6 separate regions of the Mus musculus genome follow, and regions 2, 3, 4, 5 and 6 are each linked to region 1. Evidence: chromatin loops called from intact Hi-C (ENCODE). Cell type or tissue: heart. All regions are shown on one strand.

What was found. Peaks named below come from ENCODE experiments on the same cell type or tissue, not always from the same donor. Only the 100,000 strongest peaks of a DNase experiment are listed, where the experiment ranks them.
Region 2: a loop joins it to region 1, with 3.0 times the contacts of the local background. A loop is called at or near these places in 5 of 42 quality-filtered maps.
Region 3: it touches region 1 in a loop (4-fold over the local background); 10 of 42 quality-filtered maps call a loop at or near these places.
Region 4: it touches region 1 in a loop (2.5-fold over the local background); 7 of 42 quality-filtered maps call a loop at or near these places.
Region 5: it touches region 1 in a loop (2.2-fold over the local background); 7 of 42 quality-filtered maps call a loop at or near these places.
Region 6: a loop joins it to region 1, with 2.6 times the contacts of the local background. A loop is called at or near these places in 7 of 42 quality-filtered maps.

The regions. Positions count from the first base shown.
Region 1 is chr19:42,088,712-42,092,711 of GRCm38, forward strand. It overlaps Pi4k2a (phosphatidylinositol 4-kinase type 2 alpha), which reads left to right and starts at 1,724. Exons shown (of 9, transcript NM_145501.2): 1 at 1,724-2,225. The coding sequence starts at 1,791. In heart, a CTCF peak has its summit at 1,829; DNase peaks (open chromatin) are centred at 650 and 1,590; H3K4me3 peaks cover 2,728 bases; H3K27ac peaks cover 2,372 bases.
Region 2 is chr19:41,978,509-41,982,508 of GRCm38, forward strand. Mms19 (MMS19 cytosolic iron-sulfur assembly component) reads right to left here and starts at 2,628. Exons shown (of 31, transcript NM_028152.3): 1 at 2,491-2,628. The coding sequence starts at 2,605. Ubtd1 (ubiquitin domain containing 1) reads left to right here and starts at 3,255. Exons shown (of 3, transcript NM_145500.3): 1 at 3,255-3,500. The coding sequence starts at 3,431. In heart, a CTCF peak has its summit at 2,380; DNase peaks (open chromatin) are centred at 2,093 and 2,843; H3K4me3 peaks cover 2,475 bases; H3K27ac peaks cover 2,088 bases.
Region 3 is chr19:42,149,932-42,153,931 of GRCm38, forward strand. It overlaps Marveld1 (MARVEL (membrane-associating) domain containing 1), which reads left to right. Exons shown (of 2, transcript NM_183195.2): 2 at 867-1,772. Among named protein-coding and RNA genes, the nearest start is that of Marveld1, 4.5 kb to the left of the region's middle. In heart, no CTCF peak of the experiment used is centred here; DNase peaks (open chromatin) are centred at 943, 2,220 and 3,229; H3K4me3 peaks cover 127 bases; H3K27ac peaks cover 22 bases.
Region 4 is chr19:42,164,440-42,168,439 of GRCm38, forward strand. No RefSeq gene overlaps it. Among named protein-coding and RNA genes, the nearest start is that of Zfyve27, 4.1 kb to the right of the region's middle. In heart, a CTCF peak has its summit at 1,919 (motif pointing left); a DNase peak (open chromatin) is centred at 1,903; H3K4me3 peaks cover 391 bases; H3K27ac peaks cover 547 bases; H3K27me3 peaks cover 913 bases.
Region 5 is chr19:42,142,299-42,146,298 of GRCm38, forward strand. No RefSeq gene overlaps it. Among named protein-coding and RNA genes, the nearest start is that of Marveld1, 3.1 kb to the right of the region's middle. In heart, a CTCF peak has its summit at 2,426 (motif pointing right); a DNase peak (open chromatin) is centred at 2,443; H3K27ac peaks cover 364 bases.
Region 6 is chr19:42,033,312-42,037,311 of GRCm38, forward strand. It overlaps Ubtd1 (ubiquitin domain containing 1), which reads left to right. Exons shown (of 3, transcript NM_145500.3): 3 at 278-1,330. The coding sequence ends at 663. Ankrd2 (ankyrin repeat domain 2 (stretch responsive muscle)) reads left to right here and starts at 2,716. Exons shown (of 9, transcript NM_020033.2): 1 at 2,716-2,811. The coding sequence starts at 2,725. In heart, a CTCF peak has its summit at 2,218 (motif pointing right); DNase peaks (open chromatin) are centred at 1,150 and 2,210; H3K27ac peaks cover 1,393 bases.

The DNA of each region.
Region 1 (4,000 bases):
CAAACATCTCTGATTTCCAAGCCCATGTTTTTATGTATTACATTTTACACTATAATTGTATTGAAATTATTTATTTTATTATTTATTTTATATGCATTGGTGTTTTGCCTGCACTCTGTGCCTGTGCGAGGGTGTCAAATTCACTGGAGCTTGAGTTACATAGACAACTGTCATGTGGGTGCTATGCTCTTACCTACTGAGTCATCGCTCCAGTCCCTCCTTATTATTATTATTATTATTATTATTATTATTATTATTATTATTATTATTATCATTTTCTCTATTCTTCTGAATCTGTCTGTTTCTCTCTCTCTCTCTCTCTCTCTCTCTCTCTCTCTTCTCTCTCTCTCTCTCTCTCTCTCTCTGTCACTCTCTCTTCTGTGCCTGTCCGTGTGAAGGTACCTGAAAAGGCTTAAAGGAGGGTGTCAGATTCCCTAGAGCAAGGCTTAGAGGTTTTTGTGGCCCACCTGATATGAGTGCTGGGAACTGGTTCCGGTTCCGGTTCCGGTTCCGGTTCCGGTGTAAGAGCAGCAAGTGCCTTAGCTGTTCCTCCATGCCTGCAGCCTCTGTTCTGTCTCTAGGTTTAGAGTGGATGCGCTCTACATTGCACTCCTGCAAGCTCTGCCCTCTGAAGCTTCCGGATGTCACGTGCCCTCTGCTGGCTCACTAGGCCTTTAGTGTTTAGCTCTGCTTTTCCTCAGCCAAGCAGGGTGTCCTAAATAGGCTTTAGCCTTCTTCCTCCTTCACTTTGGCAATGCTCCCTGTGCATGGTATGCCTTTTCTTCCCTTCTCCCCTTGCAATTCAGCTACTTCCTTTAGCAGCTGGCTCTTGGTACAGACCCTGTATACGGCCTTTTCTCACGTTCTCAAGTCTATGAACTATTGCGAACTTTCAGCTAATATTGTTAGCTTTATATCTGTCTCCGGTGGTGCTTATACAGAGTGAGGACAAAGCTTCTTCCTTTTATTAATGAAAACGAGGACCAACTGTGTCTAGACATTCAGGTGAATAAAGTCACGGACTAATTTATTCTCAAGGGACCAAAGCTTTCCTCAATGATCAGATTTACATAGTATATGAGCAAAGCATACTATGTAAACTGCATGAAGACTGACATTTATTATTTACTTTTGGTTTTTCGAGACAGGGTTTCTCTGTGTAATCTTGGCCGTCCTGGAACTCACTATGGCCGCAAACTCAAAGAAACAGATCTACCTGCCTCTGACTTCCAAGTGCAAGGTTTAAAGGTTTAAAGGCATCCGCCCGGCTGAGGTACTAGGATTTTTTTTTTTTAACTTATTGCGATAGCACAAGTGACCTATGTCATTGTTGTCGTTTCAATTCTTTGTCCATAGCTGGTGCTTAGTGACACAAAAATGACATTTTGCAGTTTCACAGTCAGCTCAGCGTAGCCAGTCAATAAGTTAGCAAGGAAGCAGCTATCGGAAAAGCTTCCGAAGATCTGTCTGCCAATTGGAAGCTGGGGCGGGCTAAGGGCAGAGGGCGTACCTAACCCGGGTTTGTCTCGAGCATGCGCGGTCTCCACAGAAGGTGACGCGAAAGCTAAGGAGGCCGCGATTGCGTAGGCGCAGGTTCTGATTGGCCACTACACAAGCGCGAGGGGCCGTGCCTACGCGTCGCCAAGTAAACAGGACAGGCTAGGGGCGGAGCTACGGAGGCGCGGCTCCCTGGTTGGCCAAGCGGGAGGTGGGGGAGTGCCGCGGATTGGTCACGGCCGCGAGCTCGCTGGTGTGGAGCGCGCCGGGTCCCCGAGCCGGCGGCCTGAGGGATGGACGAGACGAGCCCGCTAGTGTCCCCCGAGCGGGCCCAACCCCCGGAGTACACCTTCCCGTCGGGCTCCGGAGCTCACTTTCCGCAAGTACCGGGGGGCGCGGTCCGCGTGGCGGCGGCGGCCGGCTCCGGCCCGTCACCGCCGTGCTCGCCCGGCCACGACCGGGAGCGGCAGCCCCTGCTGGACCGGGCCCGGGGCGCGGCGGCGCAGGGCCAGACCCACACGGTGGCGGTGCAGGCCCAGGCCCTGGCCGCCCAAGCGGCCGTGGCGGCGCACGCCGTTCAGACCCACCGCGAGCGGAACGACTTCCCGGAGGACCCCGAGTTCGAGGTGGTGGTGCGGCAGGCCGAGGTTGCCATCGAGTGCAGCATCTATCCCGAGCGCATCTACCAGGGCTCCAGTGGAAGCTACTTCGTCAAGGACTCTCAGGGGGTGAGCGCGGGGGTGCGGGCGCAGCGGGGGCGGCGCCCTGGGACCGGGGAAAGGGGGAATCGAAAGGGTGCAGAAAAGAAACTTCAGCGCCAGCCCCCGGCGAGATTGGGGATGCTTCTGGGGACTGGAAGTGGAGAAACCTCGCGGGATGAAGAAATCAATCAGAACCTTTTTGCAGGGGAAGGCGTGAGCGAAAAGAGAAAAGAGGAAATTGACCAGATACGGGGCAGAAAAGTCCTGACCCAAGCTGCTTTCCAGTCGGTCCCTTAGCTTCAAACTACTGGGACAAGTAGCTAGTCATTGCCTCCAGATTCAGGGTTTTAGACCTATTCTCTTTCACCTTTTATTTATTTATTTTAGTTTGGCCCAAAGCTGTGTGTCGACCCATCACGGACTCAGAGGATTTAATTCCCTCTTGTGTTGTGGGGCTGTCTTTGTAGGGATCCCAGGTTTCTTATTAGCAGTCATTGGTGACAGCGTGGGTGGATTCGTCAGTGTCATCTGTCCTGATTATTGCTCACTTCTGGGAAAAGGTTCATATCGTTGCTTATGGTTCCTCAGTGTCAGAGTGTGGAGCTTTAAAAACACGAAACTGTCTCCTGCCCTTTAATTTTTCCTTCAGTTCTATATTAGCAGTTTACTTAGCTAGGGCAGTTTTGCTGACCTTAATTCTGTCGCCTGCTTTTGTACTGGGGGGGTGTGGAAGCAGGATAATGTGGGGCATGAGGTGACTGAGGCAGCGAAGAAGTGACCTTTATCCATTTGAGACTTCATAAGAATTTAAAACTTTGGACACAGATCAGACCAGAGCTATTAGAGGATTAGTAGGTCAAGATATGTCAGCTCTTTCTTGTTGATGTTGTCAGATGTGCCAAATGGTTCATTTTAAAAATTTACTATTTTTATATGTATTAAAATTATGGGTGTTAAAGTTGTATCAAAATTCCCTCCCTTCCCTCTCCATATATCGCCCCCCCCCCCCCCACACACACACCGTTTCTCTCTGTAGCCCTAGTTGTCTCTGGAATTCACTCTGTAGACCTGGCTGGCCTTGATCAGCCTGCCTGTACCTTCCCAGTGCTGAGATTAAAGGCATGTGCCACCACTGGGCAGCTGGTCTCTTGCATTTGTGTGTGTGTGAATTTAAAAACAAAACCAAAAGCGCAACCTTAAAAATTAGCAGGTGTGGACCAAGCCTTTAATCCCAGCAATCAGAAGCTGGGGGTTCTTTGTTAATTGGAGGCCAGCCTAATCTACAGAACGAGATCTAGGGCAGTCGGAGCTACCTAGAGGCACCCTGTCTCATTTCACTGTAGCCCAGGTTGGCTTCAACTCACATTCCTCCTGCCTGAACCTCCAGGGTACCGTGTGGACTCTTTGTTTATCTTATTTTTTCATTTTAAAACTTTTTTTTTTGTTCTGTTTTGTTTTGTTTTTTGAGACAGGGTTTCTCTGTATAGCCCTGGCTGTCCTGGAATTCACTTTGTAGACCAGGCTGGCCTCGAACTCAGAAATCCGCCTGCCTCTGCCTCCCGAGTGCCGGGATCAAAGGCGTGCACCACCACGCCCGGCTATTTTAAAACATTTTATGTGTCTTGATATTTTGTCTTTATTTATGTGTCTTTTCCCAGAGGATGGTTGGGTCCCTGGAATTGGAGTTTCAGATGACTGTGAGCTGTCATGTGGGTGTTGAGAATGGAACCCCGGGTCTTTTAGAAGAGCGGCAGCTTCTGAGCCATCTCTCCAGCCCCTTGTGTGCTCGTTAGATGGGTTGC
Region 2 (4,000 bases), 110 kb before region 1:
ACAAGCTAGAGTCATCACTGAGGAAGGAGCATCCGTTGAGGAAATGCCTCCATGAGATCCAGCTGTAAAGCATTTTCTCAATTAGTGATCAATGAGGGAGGACCCATCCCATTCTGGGTGGTACCATCCCTGAGCTAGTGGTCCTGGCTCCCGTAAGAAAGCAGGCTGAGCAAGCCACAGGGAACAAACCAGTAAGCAGCACCCTCCATGGCCTCTGCATCAGCTCTTGCTTCCAGGTTTGAGTTCCTGTCCTGAATTCCTCCAATGATTGACTGTGATCTCCGAGTACAAGCCAAATAAACCCTTTCCTCCCCAACTTGCTTTCTGGTCATGGAGTTTAGTCATAGCAATAGAAACACTAAAACAAGATGATAGTTCAGGCTCCCTTTTTTGACATAACAAAAAAAGGTATTTTATGAAAAAATAAGAAGGCAGTTATTTAAGCTGTCTTTTAAAGATGTGTTATGCATCCATAAAATCCAAAATTATTATTCCCAGAGTGCACAAATGTGGAAGAACAATTACAGATAACATTAATATAGTAACATCTATCTTGGTATGGGGGTGGGTTTAAGTATATCTAAGCTTCTGTGAAAACAACGGTCCTGATATATAGTTCACCGGATCTAAAGTTTACCCCCCAAACAAACCAAAAGCAAACACTAGTCAATGAGGAGCTCGATAAAGAAGTTAGAGATTAATGTATTGATCTCTGCAGTTTAAATGGGTAGGTTTGTGACAATTCAAATTAAAGAAAAAAATGTTAGTGATAGGCTCTAAGTAGTGAGTCTATGATCTTTAAAAAAAAATTTAAGTTGGGCAGGGGTAGTGCATGCCCGTCATCCCAGCATTTGGGAGGGGGATTTAGATCTTTGAGTCCAAGACCAGCCTGGTCTACAGAGTTTCAGGATAGCCAGGGCAACACAGAGAGAGCCTGTCTCAAAAGACAATACACAAACAGATAAATAACTAAAAATTAAAATTCTTTAGATTTTGTTAAATGCTGTGAAATCTCCATAGTAAAATCTGGGGGGAAATGGCATTGATAATAACCCATAACAGACTATACTTGATTAAGTTGTAAAATGTTATAAGCTTAAGTGCAAGTACCAGGGGCTTTATTTTCTTTCTGAGATTGGGGCTCACACTGTAGCTGAGGCTGGCCTAGAACTCACTAGCAAACTTGCCACCCCCCTGCCAAATCCTGGAACTAAAGGAATGCACTACCAAGCCCAGCCAATAGCAGGCATTTTTGCCCCTTGATGCTCTGGAACCATATATTTACCTCTTACAACACAGTTCTTTCTCTCACTAATTATAATAGTTTGATGGCCATAGATAGTATCTTATTTGTATTTCTGTCCTCAATTCTTTTCATGCTGGGTAAAAAATACGTGCTCAGAAATAATAGAATGGCAGAGAATGTGGACTATTGCTAAGGACCAACATATATTTCTAGCAGTTCATTTCTCACATATTCTAAAAATTAATCTGTTCAATTTGCTAAAGAAACTTCTTCACCCATAAACTTCCAAACATAATTTTTAAAAACCCGCATCTATATCCATTTTTTATTCTATTTCTTAAACCCGACACTGAAGGCCTAACATTCAACATTCAGAAAGAATTCTAAAGAGGCACCCTGGATTTGTTCAAATCCTGGATAAACTCGGAACTGAGAGATTCCTGAAATTGGAACTCTGGGAAGAAGGATAAAAAAATGGGACATTAAAAAGTTATAAATCTAATTTATCAAAAAGCCTATTTGGGGCTGGAGAGATAGCTCAACAATTAAGAGGACAGACTGCTCTTGAAGAGGTCCTGAGTTTAATTCCCAGCAACCATATGATGGCTCACAATCATCTATAATGGGATCCGATGTCCTCTCCTGGTGTGTCTGACAGCGTACTCACATACTATATATATATATATATTCTTTTTTTTAAAGCCTACTAAGACACATAAGTGAATCTTTAAAGACACTAGTCATCTACACGCCCACCGACCTAGAGCCAGACTGGCTCCTCCCCTCCTCCATCCAATTACAACCACTCAAACAGCTGGAGCGCACGCTACTTCCAGGAAGGCAAGAGGCCGGAGCGTAACCCTTGGAACCCAGACCTTCTCACCTAACACTCCGCAAACAACGCGGTCCTGCGGTGCAAGCACCAGGTTTGGACCAGAACACCCGAGTCCAAGTCCCAGCTCCACTTCCGGACTCGTCTGTGCCTTGCACAAGTCTATTACTCTCGGAGAAATGTAATGATTCTCTATGGACCACAGCGAGATGCGGAATGTAAAGAAAGCTTTAAGGAAGATGCAAGCGACTCTCCAACTTGTTAGGGCAGTAGCGCTCCCAGCGGGGGCAGAGCGGCCAGAGGACCAATCACAATCACCTCTCCCTTCACTCCCTTCCCGCCGCGCGCGGGTGCTGAGGCCGCTCCCTGCGGTCCGGCCCCTGCAGAAGCCTCGCGGCGTTGTTTGCCATACCTGCAGCCACCTGGTCAGCGGGCCCCTCCTGTTGACCCATGACGAAGTCTTGCACGAGGCCACACAGGGCGCCCATAGGCGCCACTGCCTCCTCCAGACCGGTGGCGGCAGCCATGACGCTAGCCAGAGATTGTGGGAGGGGGAAGTGGGTGTGGCTACGAGATGTGTCTCTCCGCGCACGCGCCTCCATGGCCAATAGTTGGGCGCAGACTTCAGGGGCGGGGCACCTCCAGGTCACGTGCCTGCCGGCTCTGGGCCAGGCAGTCCCTTCAGGGACCTAACGGCCCCTCCCCAGAGGGCGGGGCCTGGGCCGGGGCGCGGCTCCGGGAGGGGAAGTGACTGCCGGGCACGCAGCCGGGGCGGTTGAGGGCGCATAATTCCCGGCCGCTCTCCCCGGGAGACGGGCGACAGGGCGGGCACCTGGCTGGGTGGGGCCGAGGGGCGGTACGCATCCTGGGAAAAGCCAATGAGAAAACCAGACCCGGCCCGAGGGGCGGTGCCGTCGGTCACATGCGCACCTGGGGCGGCTGGCGACCGTGGCGCGGCCACCCCAAGCGGGAGGAAGGGAGCGGGGCCGGGCCGGGGCGGGGTTAGGCAGGTGAGTGACAGGCTCCGGGGGGCCGGCCCCAGCTGGGAGCTCGGAGTGATCCTGGAGTAGCTGCGGCGGTGTCCGCCCCCTCCCTCCGCCCCTCCAGCCGGGCTGGTCTCTGGCCGGGCACTGTCGCGGGCCCCCCTGGCCTGGCCACCTCCCTCTCCGCTGGCCCGCAAAGTTTGTGGCGAAGCCGGCGTCGGGCAGAGCGCTCCCCAGGGGAGATCCAGGAGCTCTCGATGTCGGGCTGCGGGAGTCGTTGACCCGGGGACGCCGCGGTTCGGGGCAGCAGCGTGGAGCAGCCGGCCGACCGCCGCCTCTGGTGCATGGGGGACCGGCTGAGAAGCCAGCATGGGCAACTGCGTGGGGAGACAGCGCCGGGAGAGGCCGGCTGCTCCGGGACACCCCCGCAAGCGAGCAGGTAACGCCAGGAAAGGCAGCGGGGTCCCGGCGCGCTGCCAGTTGGCCCTTGCCTTGCCCGAACCTTGGGGTTCCCGAGCGACCTCGCTCGGCGCCGGGCGCTTGGGTTCCCCCACGGCTTCTCGGAGCCAGACGGGGCCCTCCCCGGCGCGGGCTGTCTGGGAAGCGAGTTGGGGTAACTGCGAGCGCTGACCCGGCCGGGAGGCCAACTCGCTCCCACCGGGAAGCTGGGGATGGGGGCGGGGGCAGGAAATGTTTCCAGACCGCGACGAGGCTGGCGGAGGGGGCCAAGCGAGTGCGCCGCGGATCTGGCAGCCCCGGCCAGGGTCGGCCGGCGGCCGGCCGGGGCGCGGCGTGGGCAGCCTGCGTCCCCAGAAGTCGGAGCGATCGAGGCGAACACAGTCGCTCATTCCAGCGAGTCACTGTGTCATTATCGGGCTGCAGGTCGTTGTCTGCGGGAATCCGACTTGTAAAAAGCAGTGCAGGACCATGGAAAATAGA
Region 3 (4,000 bases), 61 kb after region 1:
TGGAGTGGAATATAAATTTTATGTAGCACTTACTACAGCCCTACTGTGTGGGTACACTGCTTGAATGCATGTGTTCTTTGTCCTACTCTGAGATCAGTGCCCAAGTCTCCTTGGTGATGAGTGATGGCGGTTGGCTTTGAACCCTCACAGTCCAGTTTCTTCAGTACTAGGCTATATTATGTGTAGAAAGAGTCAATACATTGTTGATGTGGCTAATACTTTTTCTGAGGCTAAGGTATGGCTTGGTGGTGCCATTATGTGCAGTAGGTACGAGGTACCTGGTTCAGGACCCAGCATCAGAAGTAGTTTTTCCTAAATTGGAAAAAAAAAAAAAAAAGCAGGACCTAAAACTTACCCTTATAACCAGCTTAAAGGGCAGTTTGAACTTGAACTGCCAAGTGAAGAGAGTCACACAGTGTAGCCATCACCACCATGTACCTCCAGAACTGTTCTAAAAAAACCCAGAAAGTCTGTACCCACCAGGATTCTGGGAGTTTGAGCTGTGCATGCTTGTACAGGCATGTAATCCTAGGGTGTTGGAGGTTATGGAGGGTAGATTATGAGTTCAAGGCCAGCCTGGGCTACATAGTTCCAGGCCAGCTCCAGTCACACAGTAAGACCCTATCCTCCAAAGAAACAAAACAACAAGCAGGTTTGTTGTTGTTGTTGTTTGTTTTAGTTCCTCTAGGAAACCCCAGAGCATGGCCTCCTGTGTTCTTCAATGTCTCCAGCTAGCTCTGCTGCCCAGCTCCACAAAGGATGATTTTCCCTCCTTCCTTTCCCACCAGAGACAGTAGTGGTCTGTGCCTGGGGGGAGCTTTGCTGGGACACCTTGATAGCCAGTGACTCTTGTTCTTATGTTGCAGGTTTCCATGTTGCTGAGGCCTCCAAGATTCTCAGAGCAGTCAGAATGGCCCTGCCTGATTGGCTGAACTGGTCTCCCTGGGACCAGCAGAAGGTTTGGCAGTCTTCGCTGCTTCGGGGCAGTGGGGAACAAACAGTCTCTTTTGCAAGTGTCTAGTGGAAGAGCCGTGGTAGAGAAGACTTGATTTCTTTCTTGATACAAGAGGATTCCCAAGCTCTTATGTTATCATTTAGGCACAAGATCTGGTCACTTGGGACTGAACTCTGCCCATCTCCCATTGCCTAAATGACAGGTGTCAGTTCTGGCTCCCATTCCTTACCTGTTTGCCTTTCTTAGATCACCGTCTAAGCTCAGGTCCAGTCCCCTCAGGATAGGCTCAGTCCCAGCGCTCTGGGTCTGAGGCCAGCACACCTTACTCAGGAGCACACGTCTTGGCCTCTCTGGTGCCTCATCTACCCTCGCGTGCCTATAGCACTCGGGAGCTCACGAGCTCTTCTCCACGTGCCTTCCAGCTTTGACTCCAGCAGCGGGCATGGCGGTCCCTCCGTTTGCCACTCGTGAGAAGCACAGATAAGATTATTATAATACCCACCTTTCCTCAAACGGCATAGTATGATCGCCCTGCTGTGGCCCAGAGCATTTGGAAACTGGTAGCACTCTCCCTGGCTTATCTCTCTGACACCAGGACTGGGGCCAGGCCAAGACCACCCAGACAGCTCCCCACCATAAGTCTGGGGTCTCTTGTGGGCCCAGGAGACAATTTCTACAGTGTGGACAAAGGCCAGGCAGGGTGGGTTTTGGTGTAGGGAGGGTAGTTACAGAGAGGGGCCATGTGCCTTATCCAGTAGTGTATTCATGGTCACCCCAGTATGCTTTTTTGGAATAAAGTTTGTTTTGTCTGATCTTGTGTTTGGGTCTCACGGCCTGGTCCTCTGTGGTAACTTTCTGCTGGGTTCCCTCAGACTCAGCCCTTGCCTTCTGGGAGAGAAGGGAAAATGAGCTCACAGGTTTCCACTGTGGCTAGTCAGGGCCTGAGGGCAGATGCAGAAGAAGAAACACTCTGTTTTGGGTTGGTGCTGAATAGAACTACAGAGCTTTCTCCCTCCTGTCTGCTCTCTACTGGCCCCTACTTATGAGTGCCACTCCCTGTCAGGCTGGGAGTGACTGTTTGTAGAGCCAGCAGGGTTCTGTTTTGGTCCAGCCCATTGTATCATACAGAGGAGTTAGTCCAGGGCACAGAGGCAACGTGTCTAACATCATATGAGAAAAGTTGGAGGCACCCGGAGCCCAGGCCTGGTTTATTCCTGCTGTGCCTGGCCTGTGGCCCTGACCCCCCCAGAGGTTATTGGCCAGGCTGTTCCTGCAGACAGAGATGCCCTGGAATAGAGACTTGGAACAGAAGGGAGCTGTATCTTGGGCTCCCCCTGCTGGTGGGAAATAGGATTCCGCCATCAGAGCTTACATCGGGGAGCAGCTCGAGCTGGGACCTGATGCGGGATGTTCTCCAAGCCTGCCTGCTCTTCCTGATGCCTTCTCCAGAGAGACACTCAATGGCATGGGCACATGCCCACCTCCCTTCTCCTTTTGTTTTGGTGTAGGATTTCCAGGGTGAAGGTATCACTTGCTGCATCCCCATCTTCTCTCTTGTTTGTTTCTTTGTGTGCTTGTGTGTGCACATGAACAGGTAAATGGGCACACGGAGGCCACTGTCAACTTCAGATGTCTTCCTCATCTTCCTTAGTTGCAAAACCATGTAATTCCGGCTGCGATGGAACTGGCTATGTAGACCAGGCTACCCTCAAAGTTCTAGTGACCCACCTGCCCCTGCCACTACACCTGGCTTCTACCTTATTCTCTTTAGATATTTTTAAAAATTTTATGTGTATGAGTGTTTTGTTCCCATGTATGACTGTACTGAAATACTTTTATTGGGGGGTTTTCTGCCCCACTCTTTCCCATTTAGCTCATCACCCAGATACATCAGAATTTATTAACAAGCTACAAACCTAAACTGGGCAGGCCCTGAGACTATTATAACCCCGTAACTCTGTCTCCGCCTCCTCGTCCCTGGGATTACAGGGATCATACTCAGGTACATCATATCCAGCTTTTAGTCCGGGTGCTGGGCACCTGAACTCGGCTCCTCATGCTTGCACACCAAGCTCCGTATGGGCTGAGCCATCTCCCCAGGCCCTTCAATTTCTCAGACAAAACTAAAAGTTATGCGGCTTCACACGAGGGGTTCCCGTGTTCTGGCTTTCCTCTTAGGATGTCGGGCGCCGCTACGCTGGCATGCAGAGGGCAGGTCAGAATGGGTCTGGAATGGGTGGGGTCCCAAGTCTGCCTCTTCCTTCCAGGGAATCAGACGCCCGCTGTTGGCTGCCAACCAGGCCAGCGGTGGGTGAAGCGGAGGCCAGGACCAGCAGGATCCCAGTCTCATTAGGAGTGAGTGGAGGGTGGGGCAGGAAGGCCTTCTCCGAGGGTCTTTAAATGAAGCAGATCTCTGAGATGAGACGATCTTAGCTTGTTCGTTTTGTTGTTGTTGTTGCTTTTTTGTTTTGTTTTTTTGTTTTTAACTGGGGGTGGATTTGAACGTATACATTGAAGGGAAGGTGTGAGAATATCCACAGAGGAAAAGGTTGGCTGAAGGCTAAGACTACTGAGATGCCTCACCAGCGTGGGAAGCGCTCTAGGCGCTGGGTATGTGACTGACTGCTGGGCACAGTGACCACCTGGTTGGAGGTCATCTGTGTACATCCCCTGAGGTAGGCGCGGAAACAGGGAAGGAGCTCTCAAGTTCTGAGATTTCCCGGGCTTGTACTTGCTCTAACTTGCCAATTCCGTGCCAGTTCCTCTGGTGGCAAGGCCCACATGCCCTGAAGCTTGCTGGGGCGGAGTAGGTACTTTTACCTGAGCTACTAGAGGGTCAACACCTATTACTGCCTCTGCCCTTGTAGAGAAAATGGAACCCTGAGGAAGGAAGAGCCTTGTCCAAGGTCACAGGCTGACTGCTGACTGGATGGACACTTCTTGACCCCTTGTTGTCCTTGGCAGGCCTTGAAACCTAAGTGGAATTTGGTTTTCCATCTTTGAGGTCAGTTGCTTAGCTGGGGGCGGCGGCGGGGGGGGGGCACG
Region 4 (4,000 bases), 76 kb after region 1:
AGCTGGAAAGCTCATTACTCATGAGCTCTTCTTTCCCAGGTACAAGAACATAAAGATGTATTTATGGAGCACCGTTCAAGGGCAACAGGAGCAAAGCTGTTGATCAAAAAGAATTATACAGTCAAAGAGTGCATTTACATACAAAAGACGAAAATGCAAATGCTAAAGAGAACCCGAAGACATGTGCCAAACATTCTTTCCTTTTTCCATTCATTAAGAGAAGGGGAAGCACAATTCATACAACGTAGAATTCCACATAACAGTTTTCACTTCAAGATGAATTTTACAGAGCTAATATAAGCCATTGCTACCAGCTCATTCCAGAATAATTTCAGCCTCAAAAGAAACACTGTGTATCTTGTCAGTAACTCCGATTTCCCTCTTTGCAGCATAAAGTCTGTTCACACTATTCATTGGGCAGCATGAAGTCTGTTCACACTGTTGGGAAGCATAATGTCACACTGTCTGTTGGGGCAGCATGAAGTCTGTTCACACCATTTGTTGGGCAGCCATCACCACTGCCCCATCTGCAGAGCTCTTCCCATCTCACAGGATGGAAATTCTCACTAAACAACTCGTTTCCCTTCACTTATTATTTATGCATTTTAATAAACAGTCTGACTATGTAGCTCAGGCTGGCCCAACAACTCACAATCCTCCCTCTGACTTGCTAGTACTAAGGGTGCAGGTTTGCACCACCAAGCTCAGGTAGACACTGACCATCTAGTGTGTCAGGTCTCTATACTTGGTTTAAACTGGAGATGCCCAGATGTTGAATGTCTGCTCTCAGAAGCTCAGGGCACCACGGGAGAAATGCAGGGTGATGGCCGTCTACCAGAGGTAGGACAGAGTTCTGTCCAAGCATAGAAAAGGAGGCGAGGGGTTAAATGAGAGATGCCACCAAAGGCATTTAACAGGATGTGGGTGGTGAGTGGGAGGTGGTCAGGGGCACGCCCTCCACAGGGTCTCTGCTCTTCTCAGCTGCTAATGTTACTTTTGTATAATCTTCCTTCCACACTTAAAAAAAAAAAGTTATTAATTGCTGAATTGTTGTATTCGTTCTTATGTATGAGGCGTGTGTGTGTGTGTGTGTGTGTGTGTGCATGTGTGGGGAAGCGGTGCAGAGGGTGACTTTGCAGTTAATTATCTTTAGTCACCTTTATATGGGCTTTGGGGGTCAAACTCAGGCTGCCAGGTTCGTGCAGCAAGCATCTTGCCACCCCATCCCCGCCACATAAAATCAATACAGTATTGTAAAAGTGACTGAGTGCTATATGGGGAATTGGTTTCTTGCCTTGTTCCATGTTGGATTTCTTGCTCGGGAATGTTAGTCATAGTGCCGGTAAGACACTCAAGAATCCCTCTGGAGAGCCCCAGCTGAGAAGGTACCAAAACCTTCTTCCAGTGTGACTGTATGCTCATGCCAGCACCAAGTTAGCAGCCACTCAGCGCCAACGCTTACAGGGACAAAGCTCCATCCAGCCTCAGATGCAGGTGAAGCTAAGAACTAGCTGAGGTGTCATCCAAACCTACACACTGTCCATTCAAACACCTCCAAACCCTAGAGCCCTAGAATAGTGTGAGGCAGTGCATGTTAACTGCTCCTTAAGGAATTTTGTTTTTGTTTTGGAGGTGCCCTCTTGCCCAGGCCAGTTACCATGGTTCTGGGGATTGAATCCGGCCAGAGCTTTGTGTATGGCAGGCAAGAGCTCTGCCAGCCCGAGGTGTTAAGTTTGAACAATTTGAGAGACAATAATTTGAACAAGTATTGAGAGACATGAGAAAGATAAGGAATATTCTGAAGAAGTGAGAAAACAATAGAGCCTAGCACGGAAGATCTGGCCAGGAACCGGAATTTGAAGTGCAGAGATGATTCCGAAACTCACAGTTCTCGGGAAGGGTAGGCGAGTGCGCCCCCTCGTGGCAGAAATCATGCTTAACCATTCAACCTTCCCAGCTTGCGCTCAGAATGTCAGCTTAGAATTCCTCCAAAGGCCATCGTGAATTTTATGACTCAGTTATGTGGCCCATAAACACACTCCCGTAGCGATGCAAGACTATCCTCTGAAATGTCAAGTTAATGTGTTAAGAGTCCTCTCTGGTCATTTTCTGTTCTTTCTTAGCCTCTTGTTTTTATTTGCAAAGCCTGCTGATTCATGATTTTCAGGAGGAGACAAATATGTAGAATTCAATTATAAAATGTCAGAGCTAGGCCTGGAGGTATATCTAAATGCTATAGCACTTGCCTAGTATATGCCACACCCTGGGTCCCATTTTTTACCAGTACTGAAAATAACTAAGATAACCCCAAAGTATCTTATGAATAGGGCAAGGCTTTGCTCATTGTTCTGGTCTTTAGAGCCTTCTTTTATTCGCTGATATTTGTCCCAAAAAAACCCCTAGGAGTTTGGGAATCATATTCCCCAATCCGAGAGTAGCTGAAGGGGAAAATAAATATAATTAACATTGCCACCAGTCACAGCCAGCCTCAGGTCAGACACAGGTGGGAAAGTTGCCAAGAAAATGAAATTTGCCTTTGGGGAGAGTTACTGATGGTAGAATGCCAGGTGGTTAGGTCATCGAAATAAGCAATTTTTTTCTCTAAGGAAGGAGGCCTTATTTTCTTTGAGGCAGGATATTGCTATTTAGCCCAGGATGACCCATGGTGCTGGGATCACAGGTCTGCTCTCCCACACCTGACTGGAACAGAGGCAGGTAACTCTAACTCTCCCCTATGCTCAGACTTTTACTGGAGGAACCAGTGCGTTGTATTCTGTCTGAGTCGAATTAGTGCCTCCTATGGAACTAAGAGCTCCTGGAGACTTTTTTTTTTTAAACCGAGACAGGGTTTCTCTGTGTAGGCCTGGCTGTCCTGGAACTCACTCTGTAGACCAGGCTGGCCTCGAACTCAGAAATCTGCCTGCCTCTGCCTCCCAAGTGCTGGGATTAAAGGTGTGTGCCACCACTGCCCAGCGAATGAGACTTCTTATTTCTACCAGACCCAATGCACCATTTTAAGGGAAGAGATATTATACTGGGCCTTAGAGTGGAAGAAACGAGAACATGCAAACTTGGAAGATGCGGGCGTGAGTGCCCAGACCTTGGGGAGATACTGACAGGCATGAATCACTTGGGGAATAGTTGTGCTAGAGGCTAGGTGCATTGAAGTTACTCCAGCCAGTTTTCCCGGTAGCCTCAGTCTAGGCAGAGGATCCATTAAGCAAACAGGCAAGCGACTTTGCATGTGCCAAGTGCAGGACTGGGCAAGCCCAGGGAAGCAAGCCAGACGGACACCTATCCCACTGGGGTGTATGAGGGAAGACTCCCTGAAGAGGTGAGGTGAGCTCTGAGCTGAGCTGTGAAAAGAGTAGGAGGTGGTCAAAGCTGGAGCAGGTTCTGGAGGAGCCGAATATGCCTGGGCCTGGGGGGCGTGTCCCAGGGGCGTGTCCGGGGGGAGTGTCCCTGTGTCCATGAAGATGGTCTCAGGTGAGTATCGGAATGGGTAATGGTGTGTGTGCAGGAGGGAAGAGGGAAGAGTGGGAGCGGCTATGGACCCTGTAGGTTCAGGGATGAGCTGGGTCAGAAGAGGGAGAAGCGGGGTCTGCAGAGGCTGCGTGCTTGAGAGACTAAGGGGGCCCCTGGGAATAGTCATCCAAAGGAGGAGGTAGATTCCAGCAGACAGCTTTAGTACTACGTGTGGCATTCTAGACTTCTGGACCTCCTACAATGATGATGAGTCTCCTCGTCCTCCTCCTGGCCTTGAACTAGCTATGTAACTGAGGATGGACCTCATCTCCTGATACTCTTACCCCCATCCCCAAGTGCTGAGATTACAGCCATGTACCTGGAGTTGATGCTGGAGATCACACCTAGGGCTATGCAAATACTCTAGCAACTGAGTAGAGTATTTCATTAACTCTGGGTCTACATCACTAACTCTAACCAGCCCCAGGTCCTCTGCAAGAGCAGCAAGTGCTGTTAATTGATGAGCCACTTCTCA
Region 5 (4,000 bases), 54 kb after region 1:
CACCCCATGGACTAAACATTCAATCACATGAGTCTATGGGGGCCAAACATATTTAAAGCACCAAGTTGTTGGGAGGAGGGAGGGAGGAGGGAGAGAGGACTAACATAATAAAGCAAATGTCCACACAAACTCCTGCAGCCCCAGCTCCAGTGTGGGTAGCATCTTCTGGCTTCCAGTCTATCAGAGAAAATGCAAGCCTCGGGTTTAGGAAAGACTGTTTCAGAGGAAGAGAGTACCGGAGAACACCTAATGCCCTCTTCTGGCCTCTCTCTCTATGCCTATACTCACACTTGCACACATACACATGTGTATAGCCCTACCCAGACACACATGTACACATATACACAAAAAACCTTTTGTCCTATTGCTGCGAAGAGCCACCATGATCATGGCAACTTTTTTTTTTATAAAGGAAAGCATTTATTTGGGGGTTGCTTACAGTTTCCAAGGTTTAGTCCGTTATCACAGTGGGAAGCATGGTGGCACAAAGGCAGACAGGATGCTGGAGAGGTAGCTCAGAAGTTCAACATCCAGAGCTGCAGATGGCAGGAAGAAAGAAAGACACTGGGCCTGGCTTGAGCATTTGAAACTTCAAAGCCCATCCCTAGTGAAGTAACATATTTCCTAAACGACCACACATACTCCAACAAGGCCACATGCCTTAAACCTTTCAAGTAGTGCCCTCTACCCCATGACTAAGCATTCACATCAATGAGCCTGTGGGGGGCCATTCTTATTCAAACCACTGCAGACATGATTTTAAAAATAACTTAGAGAGATAGAGGAAGACACTCAGTGTCAACCTCTGGCTTCCACATACACTTGCGTATACACTTATGCAAACATTTAAACATGGAGACACACACACAACTAATGGCCAAATGGTTTATCATTTTCTTCCCTTTTTCTTTTGAGAGAGAGTTTCATGTAGTCCAGGCTACCCTAGAACGTGAAGTCCAGTGGGAGGCTCCATTAACACCCCTGGGGTCTCTTCTTGATGGCAAGACTCAAAAAAAAAAGTCTGGGCCTGGACAGCTGGAAAAGGAATTTGAATAGCAGTCTTATCCCACCGCCTGCCCACTCCATGGGATGTTAGCTAACCAGACCACAAGGTCCCCAGGTGCTCACTGTTGCCCCTGATGTCTTGCCATCAAGAAGAGACCCCAGGGGTGTTCTGACTCCCTCTTCTGGAGTGTCTGAAGACAGCTACAGTGTACTTACATATAATAAATAAATAAAATAAAAAATATATAATTGACACAGGGCTAGAGAAATGGATCAGTAGGGAGTCAGATCTTATTACCGGTGGTTGTGAGCCACCATGTGGTTGCTGGGATTTGAACTTCGGACCTTCGGAAAAGCAATCAGGTGCTCTTACCCACTGAGCCATCTCACCAGCCCCCAGGCCCAGACTTTTGTCCCTAGCTCCTGCTCCTATCCAGAGTTCAGGCTGCTTGTGGCCTGGGGACCCTGTGAGGGACTGGATTAACAAATCACTTAAGCCGGGCGTGGTGGCGCACGCCTTTAATCCCAGCACTCGGGAGGCAGAGGCAGGTGGATTTCTGAGTTCAAGGGCAGCCTGGTCTACAAAGTGAGTTCCAGGACAGCCAGGGCTACCTGTCTTGAAAAAACAACAACAACAACAAAACAACAACAGCAGCAACAACAACAACAATCAAGTCACTTAACTGCAAAACTCTCCTCCTCTATGGAGAAACGAATTGCCTTATCCCCAGGTTGCAGGCTGCGTACACACAAAGAGGGGTCATATATGTGCCATGGTCTTATATTCTGGGTATACCCAGGGGAGACTCCAGCAAGCTCAGAGCCCCCTGGGGATAGCCCCACCCAAAGTTTGTCTTCAGTTTCCTCTTGTCTGAGTACTACCCACCCTCTATGACACTTGTGACTGAAAATTCCCCAGTCGTCCTGTCAAAACTCCCTCCTCTTTTGTGGTTTGCTTATAACCTTCCTTTCCTTGACCTCTTTTGTCCCTTAGCAACCAGTGAGTGCCAACACTTGAGAACAGGAATAAACTCTCTTCCGCCGGGCAGTGGTGACGCACACCTTGAATCCCAGCACTTGGGAGGCAGAGTCAGGCGGATTTCTGAGTTCGAGGCCAGCCTGTTCTACAGAGTGAGTTCCAGGGCTACACAGAGAAACCCTATCTCAAAAAAAAAAAAAAAAAAAAAAAAAAAGTCCTCTTCCTTCTGACATTCTGTGTTTGTATCTGGAAGGTGCTTAGATTTATTGAGTAGGACAGAATCAAAGCTTTTCTCTAAAACTGTATACTTACACTTTTCCAGAGAGTCTGTTCCGCCTCCTTTTAGAATGTTTTCAAGATTCCAGAAGCTAAAAATATCGTCCCAAAGCTTTTGAAAGAACTCTTCCATGTAAGGAGCCCAGTGGAGACGCTTGAAGCTGAAAGTTCATGTCCACCAGGTGGCGCCCTAACCCACACATCTCCTGCTGCCTTTTTTTTTTTTTTTTTTTTTTTTTAAGATGGAAGAATTCTTTCCTTCCTCCTAATGTTAATAGGCTCCCTGCTCCCTTCAGCGGTCCAGCATCCAGATTCAACTGCTAGATGCACTTTAGAGTCTCAGCCATAGGCAAGGGCACTAAGCACATCGTTCCAGGGGCTGCTAAGTTAGGATCAGAACATACAGGTCTGGATTTTCCAGTGGGACACAGACTCTGCGTCACTTTTCTGGGTCCCTGCCAGTGTAGCTGTAAACAGAACATGAGAAATATATAAAAGTGCTAGGATTGTGGATGAGAAGTCATCTTCATCTGTGCCCTAGCAGCTCCTGAAACAAGGTCAACTGCTTCAACGCTCTGAACCCACTCTTGGTCCCTATTGGTGGGTCAGAGCTCAGAACACCATCACCAGGAGCAGTAAATACAACTTCTTCCACGGGGTCTAGCACAATAAACATCCCCTTCCCCAAACCACACATATCTTACATCCCTGGCCTCTAAAATGGTGCTCAGTGTTTAATAAGCTCTCATTGTCTGCTTGCTGCATGAAATTATTTTACAGATGAAGTAATCAGGCACAGAGGGCTGGGAAACCCCTCCTCCGTGCCCGACGATGGAGTGAGCAATGGAGTGAAGAACTCACTCTTGTTCTCAAGTGTTGGCACTTGCTGGTTGCTAAGGGACAGAACTCAAGTAAGAAAGGCTATGCTGTCTTGTGTGGGTATGCTACACACCACAATTTAAGCATTTATAATATGCATCTGGAGCTTTCTTGAGTAGTATGTACTGGGGTGGCAGTGACAGGCCAAAGTTTTTTTCTTCAAAGGGGAACCAGGCTGCAGGGAAGGGCACCTACTGTTCCAGGCCAAGGGGATGGGACTCTGAAGTGTATGATCAGCTGTGGTTTGATGCAGGCATTGTCCTGTAGGCAAATGTGGCTTGCTTAGTGTCTTAGTTAGGGTTTTATGGCTGTGAAGAGATACCCTTACCACTAAAACTCTTGTTACAGTGTCATGGCAAGAAGCATGGTGGCATGCAGGCATACATGGTGCTGGAGAAGGAGCTGAGAATTCTACATCTTGATCCGCAGGCAGCAGAAAGAGACTGTGTTCCACAGTGTTCCAGCTTGAGCACATGAGACCTTAAAGCCCACAGCCACAGTGAAACAGGTCCTCTAGCAAGGCCACACTGATTCCAACAAGGCTACACCTCTTAACGGTGCCAATCCTTATGGGCTAAGCAGTGAGTTTATGTGGGATGTATCTATTCAAATCACCACACTTAGGTCCAGTACTATTCCTGCAGCCAATTGGCAAGCAACTCCATTTGTATGTACTGAGGGGCTCCTACATGCCAGGCTCAGGCAAAGATGGATAAGCCAGAATAGACCAGTTTTTGATGTAGTAGACTCAGAACTAGGGATGATTCAAATGGAGGCCCAGACAAACAAATAATTGTCAATGTGGGGAGCTCAACCTTAAACCAGTAAGTGCTTAAACTGGGTATGTCTGCTGGTGAGGGA
Region 6 (4,000 bases), 55 kb before region 1:
CCTGATGATGCTTCTTGGTTTTTTTGCTGTTTTTACGTGGTAGGCGTGCAGAAGAGAGGACTGGGTGGGTTCTCTGTTTTTATTTGGTAGGCATGCAGGAAGAGAGGACTGCTCGGGTTCTCTGGGGCTTTTCCTTGAAAGGAAGCTGGTCCTGTCATTTACCCGTGTAATCTTATTCCTTCCAAATATGCCTTAACATGGGAGTTTGGGGGACACAGCATTCAGTGTGTGACATCAGGCCCCCCAGACTACACTGATCACCCTGCCTTTCCCACAGGAACTCTTTGTGAATGCTATGACGAGCTGGGTAACCGCTATCAACTGCCCATCTATTGCCTGTCCCCACCTGTGAACTTGCTGCTGGAGCACACGGAGGAGGAGAGCCTGGAGCCTCCCGAGCCCACCCCTAGTGTGCGCCGTGAATTCCCACTGAAAGTGCGCCTCTCCACAGGCAAGGACGTGAGGCTCAATGCCAGCCTGCCTGACACGGTGGGGCAACTCAAGAGGCAGCTGCACAGCCAGGAGGGCATTGAGCCATCCTGGCAGAGATGGTTCTTCTCTGGGAAGCTGCTTACAGACCGCACAAGGCTCCAGGAAACAAAGATTCAAAAAGACTTCGTCATCCAGGTCATCATCAACCAGCCCCCACCACCCCAGGACTGACGGACTGACGGACTGACGGCACCAACTCCTAGGAAAAGAGGCCATGGGGGGCCCTGCAGGCTGTGGGGCCCAGTCCTGCCGCCTTCCAGTGCTGCTGTCTTCTTCAGGGGCGCCTCCCACCGCCCTGCTGTATGGCTCTTAGTGAGCTGCGAAGGGACTTGCCCTCTGGGGCACTGGATCCACCAGTGCTCAGCACCCAGGGAGCAGTGCTGCCTGCCACACACAGGCCTTGCCAACCTTGGAGAAAAGGCACATGGCACTCTCCACCACAGGTTGGAGCCATGGGGGCCGTCCTGGCGACCTGTCATCTGGTGCCACGCTGTGCTCACTCCAGTTTTCTGCTCAGGGTTGGAAGCAATTGCTGTCTCCCCTTTATCCCTCACCATGACTCTGCCCTGGGCACAGTGCCAGTCCCCTGGATGGGGAGGGAGCCCGGTGGGCCCCAGGGCTTAAGGAGCTTCAGGTGGGCCTCTCTGCCTCTCCCTGCACCCAGCACAATCTGCAGAGATGAGGCGGGTGGCTGGATAGCCAGGCTTCATGGCAGGGGTTTGCACAGGGCTGTCCCCAACTGTAACCCAGGCAGGGTGGGGTCCGAAGCCTGGTCATAGCCCAGCGGGGCCCTGTGTACAGACACATCTGCATTTTATCAATAAAGCCTTTGCTCCTCTCTTGCCTAGCACATGACTTCCTGTTTCACAGCACGCCAGCCAGCCGGAGCCCAGAGCTTCTGCTGGCTTGGCTGCAGATGGGCACAGCAGAGCATCCAACTGATGCTCCTCCTGGGGGCCCTAGTCTCATCCAACCTCGCTGTGTTCTGTGGGTCCTGAAAAAGGCCACTTCACCTCTGAACACAGTTTGCTTTCCTTTAATGGAGAGATGGTGCCTCCCACCCTGCCTCCTGCAGCAGTTGCTGGGACAATTATGTGTCTGTGTGTGTGTGTGTGTGTGTGTGTGTGTGTGTGTTGGGGGGCGGTCCAGATAGGAAAAGTGAAGGAGCACCCACAGAGGGCAGCATAGCCATGTGGCAACCACCCCACAGGGCCCACATGGGATGCTGTGTCAGAGCGTGGGATGACAAGCTTCCAGAAATGTGCGAGCCAGAGACAGACAGGGCTGTCTCCTCCTGTTTCTTCTGCAGGACTGTGTACATCACCAGAGGGGAATCTCGGGTGCCACTTGCAGTTGTAGAAGTATGGAACATTTGTAGTCCACTGGCAGATTAAACCTAGCTCATAATGACCTCGGGCTCCAGGCTGGGAGTCCCAGGCGAGGAGCTCAAGTGCAGGTCTGCCTTTCCTCTGTGTATTCTCTGTTCTCGGGGAGTGTGACCAGCTCCGCCCACGGCAGTCTGGCATCGCCTAGTACTCGTGAGATGGCCTTAGCTCTGAACTCTGACTTCCTGAGCTCTTAAAACAACACTAGGTTCTGCTGAGGACTCCAGGAAGATGAAACAAACAGATGGACAGGTTCTGTTCATGGCTAATGGACACGCCATGCAGCATAGCCGTGTTTCCCTAGGGCCCATGGGACCCATAGCAGCCACCAGAGGGCAGCAGCCGTTCCAGCTCTTGCTTGGAGAAGGTCTCGGATGCCCACAGGTCTGCTGGGGCTCATACTTGGTTTTTCAGGCTCCCCTGCCTGGCACAAGCTAGACAGCATTTCTGGGCATCCAGCAGGTGGCACTCCAGCCAGACCAATGGCAGCATGTAGGTCCTTTGCAGCCCGTTCACCCTGGCTAAGACTTAGCCAGTTCCCAGCACTGAGGACACACTGGACAGGCCTCTTTCCCGCAGCTGTCCTTCGGGGCGGTGTGCCTTCTGGCTCTGGTAGGCCAGAGGTTAGGGGAGGGGCAAGTTCCCTGGCCTGGACAGTGGCTTCCCATGCTCCCTGGGGCTGTCCGAGGTGAAGGTGACAGGTGGGGGAGGCAGGTGGAGAGTTGAGCTAGTAAGCTCATGACAGATGGAGAAACGAGCCTGTGAGCTAATGACAAAGGCGCCCAGTGGGCGGGGTGGGTGCTTGGGCCTATAAAGACCCCATGCCCTGTGGCTTGCAGAAACAGTCATGGAGGGTACCATGGAGGGGCCCGAGGCGGTGCAGAGAGCCACAGAGCTCATCGAGCAGCGGCTTGCCCAGGAGGAAGAGACTGAGGTGGGAGCTGAGGTGAAGGGTGTCGGGGAGGGAGGGAGGGGGGCCTCAGGGTTAACGGTTGGTCCATCTGTGCTGTCATGAGAAGGGAAAGTCGGCTGCTACCTGGGTCCAGACAACATGCTACTTCCCAGGGCCCAAGCGGGATGTTCCTAACATGGTTGTGGGTGGTGGGAGATGGGGCTTCAGCCCCGCAAACAGGCACTTGGAGGGGGCAGGCCTTCCCGAGACCCTGCCCACTCACCTGGGCTTCAAGAGATAGACTGGACTGGACAGAGAAGACAGATGAGTATTCTCTGGGAAAACCAGAAAGGTAAGGTCCTGACACACACACACACACACACACACACACACAGAATGTCCCCTGGATGCCAGGGCTGGTTGCTGCGGGAGAGCAAACTGACAGGAGTCAGGAAAGGAGATGGGGAAGGGCAGCTGGGACTTAGCCAGGACTGTTGGCAGAGGCCTAATGCACACACGGGTACGTTTTCTCTTGGCTAAGTTAAGTGGGGCTGGACTACTGACTGGTCCTGCTCTACATCTTATTCAAAAACAGTTGAGCCAGGTGTGGTGGTACAATCCTATAATCTCAGAGGTGGAGCCAGCCTGGGCTACATGGTGAGATTACCCCCCCCTGGGGTGGGGGTAGAGGACCAGGAGCCTAGAGTCCAGTGCGTAGGGCGAAGGTGGGCACTAATTGTAACCTTTTATTTGTATCATCAACTAAGAAGAAGGCAGAGGGCAGAAACGGGCGTATGGAAAATGGAGAGTAGTGATGAATGGGTGGGTGAGCCCTTCTGGTCCTCTGGGACTACTCTGGTCAGGATGGAGTGTGAGCTGGACCTTTGGGATTAAGAAGTGTGGTCGGGATGTGGGGAGAGGTACTTGAGGCTAAACAGCAGATAGATAAAAGTGGTCATGAAAATGTGTGACAGACACCAAGAGCTGGGGCTAGAAAGAGGGCCAAGGACAAACCAGAGAAGACCAGGTAAGAGGTGCAGGCTCCGTGAGCAGTGAGGACCACTGACTGTTAAGAGTGCTGTGCCACTGTCTGACCTGTTATAGAGCCGGTTCTGATGTTGCTGATGTTATTAGAGGGGGAAGGGGGAGCCTATCGGAACTCAGAGGCCCCCATCATTTAAGAGAAGTGATGAGCTCAGATTTATCAAGGGGAGTGTGGACAGCAGCCGAG